Linked DNA regions of Mus musculus: region 2 is linked to region 1. A link is a loop called in an ENCODE intact Hi-C map of the cell type or tissue named here. Cell type or tissue: left cerebral cortex. All regions are shown on one strand.

Evidence for each region. Hi-C counts contacts between places; a loop is a spot of excess contacts. Peaks named below come from ENCODE experiments on the same cell type or tissue, not always from the same donor. Only the 100,000 strongest peaks of a DNase experiment are listed, where the experiment ranks them.
Region 2: it touches region 1 in a loop (2.5-fold over the local background); 2 of 42 quality-filtered maps call a loop at or near these places.

The regions. Positions count from the first base shown.
Region 1 is chr3:68,363,474-68,371,473 of GRCm38, forward strand. All of the region lies in intron 4 of Iqschfp (Iqcj and Schip1 fusion protein), which reads left to right. The region is part of intron 1 of Schip1 (schwannomin interacting protein 1); the gene reads left to right. Among named protein-coding and RNA genes, the nearest start is that of Gm22073, 180 kb to the right of the region's middle. In left cerebral cortex, no CTCF peak of the experiment used is centred here; DNase peaks (open chromatin) are centred at 4,746 and 6,070.
Region 2 is chr3:68,464,877-68,472,876 of GRCm38, forward strand. The region is part of intron 4 of Iqschfp (Iqcj and Schip1 fusion protein); the gene reads left to right. All of the region lies in intron 1 of Schip1 (schwannomin interacting protein 1), which reads left to right. Among named protein-coding and RNA genes, the nearest start is that of Gm22073, 79 kb to the right of the region's middle. In left cerebral cortex, a CTCF peak has its summit at 4,947 (motif pointing right); a DNase peak (open chromatin) is centred at 1,992.

The DNA of each region.
Region 1 (8,000 bases):
CGTTTAAGTGGAGAGGGGCCTTGGACGGAATTTCAGAAGGGAATAAGAAAAGGGGTAACTAAATCTAAAGATGTTAGAAACAGCAATATAGGGATTTATTGTTTTACATGTTATAATCCTTTCCATATGAAATTGGATTTAACACTCATCCCAGAAGCAATAAATTGCCAAATAAACATCCCAGTGCCAAATAAAACCCTGAAATGCCTCCCTTCAGGGTTTGGTCACAGGTATCCCAAAGATGCTCAAAGCAATGCAGGTTACTAACATTGCAACGCATTGCCCACCAGAACTTAATGATAAGTACTGCTGAAGATACCACACACTTCGGTCATGGGAAATCTTAGTTATGGTTACTATTGCTGTGATGAAACACTATGACCACAAAAACTCTTAAAAGGAAAACATTTAATTGGGGTTGCCTTACAGTTTCAGAGGTTTATTTCATTGTCATCACGGTGGGAAGCATGGTGACACATAGGCAGACACTGTGCTGGAGAGATAGCTGTGACTTCAGCATCCAGACCAGCAGGCAGCAGGAAGACAGAGACACTTGAACATTTGAAAACCCAAAGCCCACTCTCAGTAACACACTTCCTCCAGTGAGGCCACGCCTATTCCAGTAAGGACACACCTCCTAGCCCCTGTAAAGTATTGCCACTCCCTAATGACCAAGCTTTCAAATATAGGAGCCTTTAGGAGTCATTCCTATTCAAACCACCACACAGGACATGGAGCAATCAAGCCAGCACTGACCAGGACGTTTCCTCCTTACTGGCTAGCTTTTACCCCACTGGGAGGTGCTATGCAGGCTGTTAAAGGAAAGGGCATCAGCAGTGTTACTCAATTGTGAACTCATGAGCTACAATAATGACGAGCATGGTAAGATGTACGCATGGGTTCCATGGTGGCATGATCATTAGGGGCGTTGGTGTTAATCTGGTCAGTTAGTGTCTGTCTTTTGATTGGTGCAGAAAGAGATATTCCTGTATTACACTTGTGTGCACAGGAAGGTCCTGGGATTTCTCTGACTCTGAGAAGGCATGGAAGCTTGTCTATACCTGTGTTTAGCCCTTTTGCACCATCAGGTCAGGGCAGCAGGTTTCACTGCAAACCCCATGAAGCTCACCCAGGCACAGGCAGGAGAAGGAGAATGCCTTATTTGATGAGTGTCTTCCAGTCCCAGTTGCAGGCTCCCATGCCACACTTCTGTCTCCATGGTCTGTCCCTCTCTCCTCCCTGCACACTGCCTTATCCAGGCTCTGATTGTTGTGCCCAGGCCTATACTCTCTGACTCTTAACCATGAAAAAGCTTCTCCAGCAGATACCCTTGACCATACTGGCCAGCAGCATGGCCTGCCTGGGTGGTGACCTGAGCAGCTTCCTTGTAGAGAGATCCCCACCCCAGTCCTTCTCTGTTGTCTGCAGCTCTTTCTCTTAGGAGAAGAGTCTGTTGTTGCTTGATCTTACTGTATTTCATCCAGTCACAGACCCAGACCATCTTCTGTCCCTCCTGCAAGTCCCTTCTACCCTGTAACAACCTCTGTAAATATTCATGACACGGTAATTTTTGTAAAATGTAAAAATAAAAATTGTATTAAAAAAAGATATATACTTAGGGGCAAAACCTAAAAGGAAACTCCTAAATGAAACTATAGTAGAAAACATCTCAGCTATACATAAAAAAATTGGATTCCAAACACAAGAGGCATTTAGGATGGATACAGAAAATGTGGTACGTTTACACAATGGAATACTACTCAGTTATTAAAAACAATGACTTCATGAAATTCTTAGGTAAATAGATGGAACTTAAAAATATTATCCTGAGTAAGGTAACCTAATCACTAAAGAACTCACATGGTATGCACTCACTGATAAGTGGATATTAGCCCAAAAGTTCAGAATACCAAAGATACAATTCACAGACCACATGAAACTCAAAAAGAAAGAAGACCAAAGTGTGGACACTTCCATCCTTCTAGGAAGGGCGAACAAAATACCCACGAGAGGGGATACAGAGACAAAATGTGGAGCAGAAACTGAAGGAAAGGCCATCCAGAGACTGCCCCACCTGGGGATCCATCCCATATACAGTTATCAAACCCAGACACTACTGTGGATGCCAAGAAGTGCTTGCTGACAGGAGCCTGATATGGCTGTCTTCTGAGAAGCTCTGCCAGTGCCTGACAAATACAGAAGTGGATGCTCACAGCCAAGCATTATACTGAGCATGGGGTTGCCAATGGAGGAGCTAGAGAAAGGACTGAAGGAGCTGAAGGGGTTTGCAGCCCCATAGGAGGAACACAATATGAACCAACCAGACCCCCAGAGCTTCCAGGGACTAAAACACCAACCAAAGAGTACACATGGAGGGACCCATGGCTCCAGCCACATACGTAGCAGAGGATGGCCTTGTGGGATATCAATGGGAGGAGAGGCCCTTGGTCAATGAAGGCTCAATGCCCCAGTGTAGGGAAATGCTAGGACAGGGGAGTGGGAGTGGGTGGGTAGGGAAACATCCTCATAGAAGCAGGGGGAGGGGTATGGGATAGGGGGCTTTTGGAGGGGTAACTAGGAAAGGGGATAACATTTGAAATATAAATAAAGACAATATCTAATAAAATTTTCAAAAAAAAAAAGACATTTAGGAACTTGCACATAGACATGACCAGAGAGAAACCTGATCTCTCATAGTCAAGATATCAAAAATTCAAACAAATGGAAAATATCTTTACTGGAGAAGAGAACATGTATATATATATATATATATATATATATATATATATATATACCTCTTTAATTTAAGTATTTACTTAGCGTTATAAGGAATGGCATAATGTGAAACAAATGCCTATGTTTTCCCTCTTTTTATGGTAACTGTCTTGATCTTAGGTTTAGTGGGAAGTATATATGCCCATCTGAAAGCTGTGTAAAACTGGGAGATTTGGAGCAAAATGAACCTGCAGTAAAACTATAGTATGTACCACTCCAAAAAATCTACTGGGCATGTTTGTAGAATCTGCCTTGATATCAAAAGAATCTTTGTTCTCTCCCACAATTCTCTGTCACACGGGTATAGGACAGTTTGGCAGTGCTGAGTCAACAACAAAGGCCTTCCTTCTGCTAACCCTGACATTTCAGGAAGGTCAGGCTCTTTCTATGAGATAGAAGGTTAATGTTTCCAGATCCATGCAAAACTAGTCAAAGAACCAATGGCTACTGTTGCTTCTCATATGTCCAAGGCATCTTATCAAATATGTTTAGTGCTATATCCTAAGGAAGAGTTGTAATACTATAGTTATTACTTACTGTCTTAGTCACTGTTCAATAGCTGTGAAGAGATACCATGACCAAGGCAACTCTTATCATAGAAAGCATTTAATTAGGGGCTTGCTTACAGCTCCACAGGTTGGGGACTGGGAAAAATTACACTGGTCTTAGCTTGGTTTTTTTTCAACCTTACAGCCCACCACCACCACGCTTCCTTTAACAAGGCCATGCCTCCTAATCTTACCAAAGAACTTGACTACACAGTAACCAAGTACTATATATATATATATGTATATATATATATATGTGTGTGTGTATATATATATATATATATATATATATGTGTGTGTATATATATATATGTGTGTGTGTGTGTGTGTGTGGTGTGTGTGTGTGTGTGTGTGCGCGTGTGTCACATGTGAGACTATTGAAGCCATTCTTTTTCAAACTACCAAACTTACCAACTGGGGCATTGTGCTTAGCATTAAACATGTATCTTCCATTCAGTTCTCCCAGGAACCCTCTCATAGTCTCATATTACAAGTAAGAATGAGGGGCTAGAGAGATGGCTCAGCGGTTAAAAGCACTGACTGATCTTCCAGAGGTCCTAAGTTCAATTCACAGTAACTCCATGGTGGCTCACAACCATATGTAATAAGATCTAATGCCCTCTTCTGCTGTGTTTGAAGACAGCAACAGTGTACTTATATACATAAAATAAATAAATAAATCTAAAAAAAAAAGTAAGATGAGTGGTTTTAAGACTAATTAGCTGTCCCCTAGGTAGAATCAAGTGACCTGCGACTGCACGGCCATCCTCCAATCATCTCGTGTTTGGCCTTTCTAAGTAGTCATCACGCTATTCTGAACTTTTAAAAATATTGGCTTCTCTCGTGACTTTCCCTAGAGCAATTGGTGATTTTTGTTAGCTTTCAAGATATATAATATGAACTGTGAATTTAAGAACATAGAACAGACTCTCCAGGTGACCTGTGTCCGAAACAGATCCCAGGACTGGAGGGACACAGGAACCACACAGACAACAGGAAGCAAGTCAGCTGAAAGGAAAGTACCAGCTGGACACGGAAGTATGCGTTACACCCCAAATGTATGAGTTGTGGACTCACTTCTTTAGAATCTGATACCCAAAGCCACACACAAGGCAGAGAGATAAACCTACAGATCAAAGGACCAGCTACAAATAATATAGCACAGTCTGGACCTTGAGCTACATGAATAAGAATGATCACCAAGAAGTTCACCATCCTAAGCCTAAAAGAGCCTTTGAGCAAAACAGTGTAAACCACAACACCTACCTACACTTCTTTCACCTACAGCACTTACCCTTGCTTCAGGGCTTGGGTTTGTGGCAAAGCTCCCTAGATGCCCTGAAAGTACACCTACTCCAAAGCTTTTCTTCTCAACTCCCAACTTATCCCCACCCACCCACCCCAGAATAGACTCATTCTCCACCCTCAAGCTTCACAGCTTCCCTTTCTGTACTGCTCCCTCCCTTCTGTCTTGGGACTTTAGTAAGAGGGCTGACTGTACTTCTCTGTAGATGTAAAGGACAGAGAAGAAACAAGCTGACAAAATGGGACAGCAGATGCATGGGAAAGGACTATTGCTGAAACCTCTCCCTGGTGAATAGTTTACCTTCAGGAAGATTAAATAAAAATACCATATAGGCTCTCTTTGTCTTTGACTCTCTCTCTCTCTCTCTCTCTCTCTCTCTCTCTCTCTCTCTCTCTCTCCCATTCACACACACACACACACACACACACACACACACACACACCTATGATACCTTTTAAAACTGATGCTAAAGGGATCCCCACTCCAGAGCTCAGCTCTTTTTTTTCTGGTCTTGATAACAACAAAAAGGAAAAACTTGTTTCCTTGGGGAATGAGGTTTGTTGAGCACACATTTACATTCACTTGTGGACCATGTTATCTTTGGGCCTCTGTCTTATTTGGCAACTGATTCTTGGGGTGCCTAATCAGACATTTACCATGGCTCTCCTGGGCATGAAAAGACCATTATATAGTGCAACAGACTCAAGGGCTTAAATCCTTTCACCATCAATGTTTAGAAAAAGAAAAGAAAAAAAAAAACTTGCCTGAGCTAGAAACTATGCCTAGTAAGAGTCATTTTCACCCAGAGAACCACTCAGTTGCAAGGAATCTCTTCCTCACACTGGTAACCTACCAGCTGTGATATTGTGTCTTCCCTAGAGTAATTCCTGAAGAGCCACTCTCCATGTTGCTTTCCTGGCATCCTTTAGTACATACCCTGATATTAGCATGTGTCTTCAGGGAAGACAGCTCTGCCAGGCAGCTGCCATCTGACAATAGAAGTTAGGTAGTTACTAGTGAAATTACAGACCACAGGGTCGGACTTATTCCAGAAGATAAATTTAAATCTTTCTTACACTCAATTGCATGATGGGAGAAATATATTACACACAAAGGTGTGTTAGGCAAAAGATGAAAAAGCAGCATTACCTTGCTTTACTATCTGTCAGGCATCTGTCTAGGCACAGGGCTTCATTCAACCAGAACTCTGTAAGAATAATATTATCATAACCCCTTTTGACAGAAGGACAAATTGAAGGCTCACAGATGCAAAGTAATTGTCCACCAACAAACAACTCTTTAATGTTAGCTAAGCCAGGATTTGCACTTGGATTCGTGTAGCATACAAGCCAGATCCATACACTGAAGTGTGTTATGTCACCTGTAAGTGAAAACCTAACTCACAGTGAGCATGATAAAAATGCATCTCTCTGCACAGCCCAGAACATTTTGAGCTGACTTTAAAAGCACTGGCATGAGACAAATTATGTGGTTTTGAAATGAGACTCTTATAGACAGTTTCTCCAAGCATACAAAACAGTAAGAAATCATCATCTGGCAATATGGCTATATTAGCTACTTTTCTATTGGTTCAATAAAACACCAAGGCAATTTATAGATGAGACTCTTTCATAGTAGAGGAACTTGGCAGTAAGCAATCTGGAGCAGATAGCTGAGAGCTCACATCTTGAACAGAGAGAAGCAAAGTTAAAGCTTGTGGCCAATGACATACATCCTCTTTGAAGGCCACACCTCTTGGGCCACCCCCAAATACCACCTACTGGAGGCCAAATACTTAAATGCTCCAGACTATAAAAGAAATCTCTTTAATCCATTAAAACATCATGGAAACATGCTGAGAGGTCTCTAAACCCTTAGAGAACTTGAGGGCCAAGGCTGTCAGGAAAGGAAGGGTTCCTGGGGGCAACTCCAGCATGCTGCCATGCTGTGCTGGGTTTCTTTCTCTAGGTAAATCTCTGTTTGCTTATTTCAGAGGTTTGTCTACACTATCCCATTTGGACAAAGCCTTTGAGCTTTCCTTTGAACTTCTGACTTAATAATTTATTACTCCAAAGTCTCTGAGTCTGGTCACTTGCTTAAAGGGGGGACCATGCTTCTTAGCAGGCCTGTTGCTTACAGATCAACAATGAATTGTAGTTTCTAGAATGAAAATGTTTTATTGCATGCATAATCTTAGGCTGGCCATATCCTTCCCTGGTCCTAGGCATCTATCCCTTGGGGCTATTCTACCTCCTTTGCCAAGACTGTGGCAAAGCCAAAACAAGAAAGTGTAGGCCCATATGGACCACAAGCCTTGTAAAGTGGTGGGTTGTTTATCGCTGTGTTTATTCCCTGAGCTCTGGGTCCTAAGGGGAGAACTGGGATTTGTTTGTGTTTACAGCCAGGTCAGGTATTATTTAAGCAATTTCTCACATTTAATTCACTGGACATTCAAGATGTTTTAAAAATCAATACAACATGCACTCAGCATTGAAGAAAATAAATAACATTTGTAAAACAATGGGGAAGTAGTGGAAGGAAAAGAGAGGTACCAACTCTGCCTTAAAATTCAAGAAGGGGGGACTGAAGAGAGGGATCTGCAGGCAGTTAAGGTTGCTTGCTGTATAGCCATAAGGAAGAAAGTTCAGATCTATCCCAGCAGCTGCTTAAGAAGCCAGGCACCCCACTCCTGCCTGTAAACTTAGCTCCAAAGCAACTGGAGACTGAATGATCACTGTGGTTTGCTGGCATCTGTCCTAGGACGAAACAGAGAGGGTCAGAGAGAGACCATGACTCAAAGGGAGAGCAGAGAATGATAGGACAGGACACCTGGTGCTCTCTTCTGGCTTCTGCATAGGCATAGATGCACACAGGCAGACACACACACACACACACACACACACACACACACACACACACACACACATACTCTTTAGATAAGAATAGTATATAATTCAAGAAATGGAGGTCAGTGGAAAGGGGGATGAATTAGAACAGAGCATAATGACACATGTGTATGAAAATGATATCGTGAAACCCATTACTTTGTGAACTAACTTGATTTTTTTATTTAAAAGATGAAAGCTGGGGTTCAAAGAGTAAGCAGGAAAACAGGCAGATGGGAGGAGCAGGAAAGATCCTGACAGACAGAGGGATGTGCAAAGACCTAGAAGCATGAAACACCAGGGTTTATACGAAACAGTCATGGTTCGGCTTTCTGTTCATTCAAATATAAATTTGATGTCAATTTTACATAAAATTTATATAAAAAATTCATATAAAAATGATGTCAAACTCCTGTATATCCAGAATGTGAAAATGGAGTAATTGTGCTAGCTAACTTGACATAAACTAGAGCCATCAGAGTGAGG
Region 2 (8,000 bases), 100 kb after region 1:
TCTGAGACAGAGATTCTCTGTATAGCTCCACCTATTCTAGAACTCTCTCTGTAGAGCAGCCTTTGATCCTAGTTCTAGGGAGGCAGAGGCAGGCAGATCTCTGTCAACTCAAGACCAGTCTGGTTTACATAACAAGGCTACATAGAGAGACCTTCTCTCAAATACAAACAAACAAACAAACAAAAATCCACTTTAATTGATATTTGGAAAAGTGTATCACTTCCCCAGCGATGAAATTGCTGACATGCTACTGTGCCAGGATGTGTGTGTGTGTGTGTGTGTGTGTGTGTGAATGTTTTGCCTGCATGTATGTATGTGCACCTCATGTGTGCCTAGTGTCCTTGAAGATTGGAAGAGGGTGTTAGATTCCCTGTAATTGGAGTTACTGATGGTAATGAGCCACCAGGTGGCTGCTGGGAAAAAATCTTGGGTCCACTACAAGAATGGTAAGTGATCTTAACTACTAATCATCTCTCCAGCACCATCCCGGTTTTTTCCACAGATGCTAAGAAGTTAAACTCAGGGAGCTATGCTTACCTGGTAAGCACTCTCCCAACTGCATTATCTCCTAGGTCATGAGGGTTGTTCTTCTTTTGTCTTGTGTTTTCTTGAGATGGCCTCACTATATAGCAGAGGTTGGCTTCAAATTCATTCTGTCTTCCAGTCGCAGTCTTTAGCATGCTAGGATACTTGATCACCATGCCTAGTATACTTGCTACTTTTAACCACTGTATGAAGGCAGAGTGCTTCCTGATTAGAAATCTGTCAATCTCCAGTGCCTATTATGATGTTCGATACAGAAAGAATATACCTATACTTGGCTAGATTTATGTCAACTTGTAGTCAACTTGACACCAACTGTGGTCATCTAAGAGGAGGAAACCTCCACTGAGGAAGAAGCCTCCACAATATCAAGATGTAGGCAAGCCTATAAGCATCTTCTAAACTAGTGATCAGTGGTGGAGGGCCCAGGCCCTTGTGGGTAGGGCCACCCCTAGGCTGAGCACGCCATAGAGAGCAAGCCAGTAAGCAGCACTCTTCTATGGCCTCCAATGTTCTGTCCTGTTTCACTTCCTGTCCTGACTTTCTTCAGTGATGGACGATGGTGTGGAAGTGTTCTTTCCCTTCCCAGTGTGCTTTGGTCATGGTGGTTTGTTGCAGCAACAGAAAGCATAACTAAGACAAAACCTCAATCCAAATATCAGTTTCTGAATCTTCCTGCCTCCGTTTTATGGCCTAGGGAGTGAAATGGTGGCCATTACATCTCAGAGGCTTGTCCTGAGGGGTTGAGCTATCCCTAGGAAGGCCCTGGAGTAATGAGTGACACATAATGAGCAAACATCAAATGAGAGGTGTTATTACACGATGACCTTGGAGTCTAAGTCATTTTTTATTTTCCTCATCACAAACGGCAATATAAGGAACACCCTCATACCGTGTGTTGCCTCTGATTAGTTATTTCCTTGAGATCATATTCTTGGATCCAAGAGGTAGCAGAATGAAACCTTTAAAAAGTACTCTCTTTGATCTCCACCCTTGAAGAAAACTTAATGGTATGGAAAAGAAACCCAAGTTGAGCTCAAAGAGACAATGAAGCAAAGAAACCCATGTCTATTTGTCAACAACCACAATAATTTGGCAAAGATCCACTTTATCCACCTAACTCTATGGACACCCAACAGAAACCCCGGTTTCTACTCGGTTGAATTAGTTTGACAAGGGTTTTGCAAGTCAGTCTTATGCCTTCCATGCTACGTGTAACTGGAGTAGAGAGGAAAACAAAGTGTTCTTTGTCCTTAAACACACAAACACAAATCCATGTAAGAAGGTAACAGGAGACTATATAACCAGGTGCAAACTACGTTCTTAGAGAATCCCGGATCACCAGTGTAGGCAGCATCAAGAGTTAGCTAAGCAGTGCAGAGTGGGTGCTGGCTGGAGCTACCTGGCAGACTTAAAAGCATTTTCAAAGGACCGTAGCCAGTTGGCTGCAAAAAAAGAAGCATGTTACCACCCAAGTGATGACTAAATTAAACTGCACTTGCTTCTTAGAATCCAGCCTTTTATAATTGCTTTTAATCCACCCCCAAACGAACAGGACAGCTTTGCATTTAAATATCAGCAGCAGGAAATGTTTTCTCTTGCTGAAACACATTCCCCCAACGCTGTTGGTAGGTGAAGGCAGCTGCCAGCTTCAGCTGGAGGCTAAGTCCAAGAGGGGACACTCCAGGGTCCTGGCTGCTGAAGCAGTGATTGACAGCCCTGGTGGAGGACAGTGTGCAACTATCTGTTGGGGGGGGGGTTGTGGAAGATAAATACTATTCACTTTTAGGATGTGTTATGGTAGTTGTGGGGGTTGGTGGGTACTCGGTGGGATTTCTAGGTTCTTACGCCCCAGAAGTAGAAATTAGGCACAGACACGTACACAGTTGGTTTATTACCGGAGAAGAAGAAAAGCATTTCTAACAGTGGAGATGCTAGAACTGGAAATGGATCCAAGGCTCAGTGGTTCCAGGTCCAGAACCTTGAGGGGCATTCTGAATGCCACGAAAGGGCTTCTGTCCCTTTTGTGGGTCATTTTCATTCCTCTTGGGTTTTTTTTTTTTTTTTTTTTTTTTTTGGTGGTTGTTGGGTTTTTGTTTAGTTGGTTGGTTAGTTGGTTTTGGGTTTTTTTTTTGTTTTGTTTTTGCTTTTGATGGGTTTGGGGAAGGTTGGGTTTTTTTTGTGTTTATTTGTTTGTTTGTTTTTGGCACATGCTTTGTTTTCTTACCTGGGGCTTCCAGCCTTTCTCTCTACCACTGGTGTCTTTCATGCGCTGATCCTAAAGTGGTTGGACCTCACTCTGCCTTCCTCTCCTGCCTCTGGTGCAGAAGTAATAAGCTGTAAACAAAAGTCCCAAGCCTCAGCACTCTCCAGCGCCTGGGCCTGCTTGTCAGGGGGAAGGCTGTCTGTCTGATTCCTGGTGGAGGAGAGTAGGGCCAATCATTTCCAGAAATCTAGAAGCAGAAACACATTCCTGGCATTCAGGAAAACTTCCAGGTTGCCAGAAAGTTCCCTTGTAAGAAGATAAGCCCCAGTTCCTGGCCTTTAAAATGCTCAGCCAAGCGCTATTCTTGTGTCTTATCAAGGTTCAATTAACCTGCCTCAGGAACTGACAGGCTCCAGATGACCCCAGAAGCCTCCTCAAAGGCCAAGAGACCAGCTGCTCTGCCCAAGCAGCAGACAAGCAAAACTGCCTTCCTTATATGGTGAAAAGTGCCCTGCCCCTTTAAGGCCAAGACACTGGGCTGCAGAGAGCCCCTGGGAAGTTTGCAGGCAGCCCAGTCCTGTGTCTGATCCTTGCCGCTCTGCAGGTGAGTTCCCCAACCTTCCCCTCTCACTTGCACCCAACTCTTAGGATTGTTCCCAAGGCGACTTGCGAATGCTTTTATGAACGGCTAGAGAATTTTAGGGTCAGCAGATAGGGTGTTACTTGCAGAAGTTTGAGGTGAAGGAAAAGCAAGGTTATCAGAGACATGTGCAGTAATGCAGCTAGCCAGGATGCGTCTAACTTCACCAATGAGGAAGCAGTAAGATTACAGATCCCCCCCCACCGTGCCCTCGGCATTCCAGGACAGGAAAAGTGAGAGCAGATTCTAGGCAAAGCCATGAGGGGGTAAGTTTAGACTCTTGAGCTGTATAAGCTCATGAACTGCAAGTTTAAAGCGGACAGGAGGAAACAATGCTTCTGCAAGTGCTGGTGGCTTTGTAGAAGCTGGAGTATAGGGCTGACTGCAGAGGGGAAAGTAGTGGTGAATGTTCACAGCGCTAGAGCAGGGAAGGCTGCGGCGTTAACCCTTTGTCTGGATAACTGTAAGTCCCCCCCCCCCCCCCCGCAGTCACAGACCCAAGGTGGGGCTAGGAGGGGTGCCTGTGAGAAGTCCTGCGATATAATGCTGTAAGAGGCTAATTAGATGAGGAAGACTCCAGTTGTGGCAAAGTGTCGCTGTTACCTCCCAAATACCATGTGAAGAAAAACGCTGGGGAATTCTGTCCTTCACCAGCCTAGGCAGGAAGACTTAGGTGCTCTTAAGCTGATTGTACCTCCATCATTCACTAACTAACTCTGCTTCCAGATGTTGTAGCCTCTTAAGTAACCAATCTGAAATCAACTAACAGAACTTTTGAAGGTCTAAATACTTGCTAGCACAGGGCATCTAGGAAAGGCTAAGATACATTCTTTTGGAAGTGGGATTTTATTGATTGCCTAAGGAGAAGTGGGTGTGGCAGAAGGAAAAAAAAAAAAACCTTAAGGGTCATTTTATCTCCTGTCCCAAGCCTTTTAACCAAGCTCATTCATCAGCTGTGGCCGAAAGTGAAGTCCGCCCAGGAATTTAAAAGAGCGATGGTGTGTTGCAGGGTGTGGGGTCGCCTTCTCTCTTTGCTAAGTCAGGGGCTATTCATCTTCTGAGGCCAGCCGGTTTTGGTGCAGTAGCTGGTGGTGGAAAGGTTTAAAATTGGATTAAAATTCCTTACACATTCTATGCCTTGTAAAAAAATATTCATATATCTGGGTAGTCACTGAAGAATTTATTAGCTAATTTATTGACTAATGAGTGCCCTATGCACTTGTTAGTGCTTCCTCAAGACTCCTTGAAAAGATTTTGTTTTTAAGCAACTGGGCTTTTTCCATTCAAGGTTTTCCATTTCCATTCAAGGGCTTCTCACTTGCCTGGCTGTTCATGTGTGGGCAAAGTCTGACTCTGACTTGCTACCCGAAAACCATAAAGGACTCTCTTGAGCCTGACCTACCACCACAAATGCTACTGTCCAGGCATAAAGTTCATAGTCACAACATAGGCAGTATCTGAGCTTATGGGACTAGCTCTGTTCATTTTGCATCAAGCTAATATAGAAAGAAGAGTCCAAAAGACTGCTTGCAGGCCTGATGGTTTGAATTTGACCCTGGATCCCACAAGGTGGCAGGAGAGAACTGGCTCCTAAGGATTGTCCCCTGACTTCCAAGGGCACCATAGCATAATAGCATCTGCACACACACATACATATGCACACACACATATGCATGCATACATGTGTATATGCTGCTTTCAATGTGCACATAGGCAAGAAGAGCAGAATCTCATCCCCCAAAGCCCCGACATCTCTGTCAGGTGACATTGTGATCATTTGTAAGCAAAGTCAAGGCATTTTAAAAGTACAGCTTCTTAAACGTCTCACACAGTGACTTTCAGTCACATACCAATGGTATGAATTCACAAGGCCATTTATCTCAAGCATGCTTCAATTTCTTCACTACTAGCATGTGGATTAGAAGGGACTTTCCAAGGATGTAGGAAGACCAGTTGGTATTCAGCAGGTCTGGGCTACATTTCCGGTCCCTTCACTTATTCTAGGACTGTGGAGAAATTCCTTAGCTAGTGTGCACCTCGGTGTCCTTGTTTACAAAGTAAATGAGTAACTCATTTTTTTTCTCTCCCTGTGACCTGGAGAAATATATCATCCTTAGAGGAGGAAATGAGGTTTGGAAGCAGAAACTAGCTCTGCAGCCTAAGTTTAGAACCACAGTGGGTTCATGTTCCTCTTCCCAGTCCCCTTTAAGGAGAGGCAACTCGTTCCTAGTTATCAAGCAGGCTTATTGTGGGCCTTCTTACAGCAAGCTCACTTCTACTTATTTGTGTTCCGAGACAAAGAAGAGTTGACTTTTCCCTTTGGTATAACATTCCATGTGCTTGAAGAGCAACAGTAAACCATCTCGGCATCTTTGTAAGAGGGGTCCACTCCAATAAAAAGTGTTGAAGGAGAATTTTTGTTAGAAGACAGCGATTCTTACATGTGCTTCAATAACACCAGTTGCTGCTGCTTTTCTACGAAGTCTCTTAACGAGTTCACATCTGTTCTTGAGAACACCACTGTGTGTGCTGTTTGCATTATTCAGGCTGTTTGAAGAGCTGGCGTGTTTTACTGTATGTAACAGGAATGTGTATGACATATATGGAAGACAATCTCTCTGCCACATTTGGAAGGAAAAGAGACATTTCAGCAGCTGAAATGATCCAAATACCTGTCACAGCATGCACACCAGCTGGGGAAGACAAATGACCCCACTCCCACCCTGAAGCTGGTCTCCTGGATTAACAGCTCTTCCACCAAGAGGCTGGATTTAGAGTTCCCTTAGATTGAGAGTTTAAATTCAGTGTTCGACTCTGGGCTTCTTCCTTAGTGTGTCTGAGGCTCAGTTCAAGTGCATAAGGGAAGGATAATAGTACCTGAGCACACAGCTCGGGGGGAGTCAGAAACACGCCAGTGGGGGTGGCCCTGTCTGCTGCATCCCAATGTTCAACAGTTCCTAGGAGAATTGCTAGACCTTGCTCATAAAACAGTGGCCCTGGGGCCTCAGCTGGTAAGAGCTTGCTGTGAAATCAAAAGAACTGAAGTGCAATTCCCAGCACCCGCATAGAAATCTGTCAGCCCAATGTTGAAGAGCAGAGACCCTAGAGTGAGAAATTCTGTCATAAGAAAAAAAAAAGCAATCGAGGCAGACACTCAGTTTCTTCCTCTGACTCCTGCATGCACACACATCTAAACCACCAATGCACATACACCACACACACACACACACACACACACACACACACCACATATATGCACAAAAATGAAAATTTAAAACAGTGTTAGCCCTGGACTTTGTAGCTCTTCAAACTATTTGCAAGTATAGTTATATTTCTCAGAATATACAAATGAAGTTTTAATTTTTTAGAATTTTATTTCATGTGTTTAAATGTTTCACCTGCATGTATGTATGTGCACTACATTCATGTCTGGTGTAGGTGACAATCAAGAGAGGAAGTCAGAGACTGGAGGTACAGATGGTTGTGAACCACCATGTGGATGCTGGGAATCAAACTTGGGTCTTCTGTAAAAGCAACAAGTGGTCTGGATGACTGAGACATCGCTCTAGCCCCATCTATTCATTCTTTAATAAAAAAAAAAAGTGTCAGTTTCTGCTTAAGTAGAACCAAAAAGCAGTTGTTAAGATGATGGTGGATACATAAATGGCTTAAAAGCTGCTGGGTTTTGTAGGGCTTTGGACTGTGTTCTGTAGAGTCTTTAACCTCGTGGGAGATGCTACAAGAAGGAAGACTTGGAATGAGGAGAAGGAAGTGGTCCTACATTAGGCAGGTGATTTGGAGACTCTAGAGAAGCTGATCTCAATCTCTGGACCCATCTCCAGCTGTTTGCTTTGACTTCTGCAGATAATTTTGTTCATTCTTGAGGCAGCCATGATGGGGAAACTTGGGGAACTGTCTTGAGCAGTGTCTAGCTTTCAGATAAAGCTGTATTTGGAGCAATCAAGAACAACGGTACCTCTGCCTGTTGCCCAGGTCCCTTGAGGGTGCCTGTGAGGCAAGCACACACTTGTCTGTTGAGCTCAGGGTTTGTGTTTAATGTTTGTGGCAAGCTGATGCCTGCCTATGGGAAATTGTCACTGGAGCAAGGCTTGTGGGTCTTGCTAGAGATGTGCTCTTGGCAGCTTGGCAGGACTTCTTGACTTTCTCTCTATTATCATATGGGGAACAGACCCCCTGCTCCTCTTCCTCCTCCTCCTCTCCCTCCTCCTCCTCCTTCTTCCCATTTCATCATACTTGCATCCAACTACTCGACTTCATTCTCTCTATTGCAATAATTCACAAACAAGCGAGAGCATAAAGCATTCGTTAAAACCTGGTTGTGGCCCCATCTCTTTAATAACTATATGTAGATCTGAACTGGGGCTGGAATATCTACAATTTTCTGTCATTGCTAATAGTCTAGGGGCCCCACTTTGGAAATAAGCCCTGTAACCCAATGCTAAACCTCAGCTCCAGTGCTCCCAGGCTCTACCCCTCTCCTGCTCTGGGGTGTGTGTGTGTGTGTGTGTGTGTGTGTGTGTGTGTGAGAGAGAGAGACAAAGAAAAATGCAAATGTTTATAAAAAATAAAGAAAAATGGGATGCAACTTAT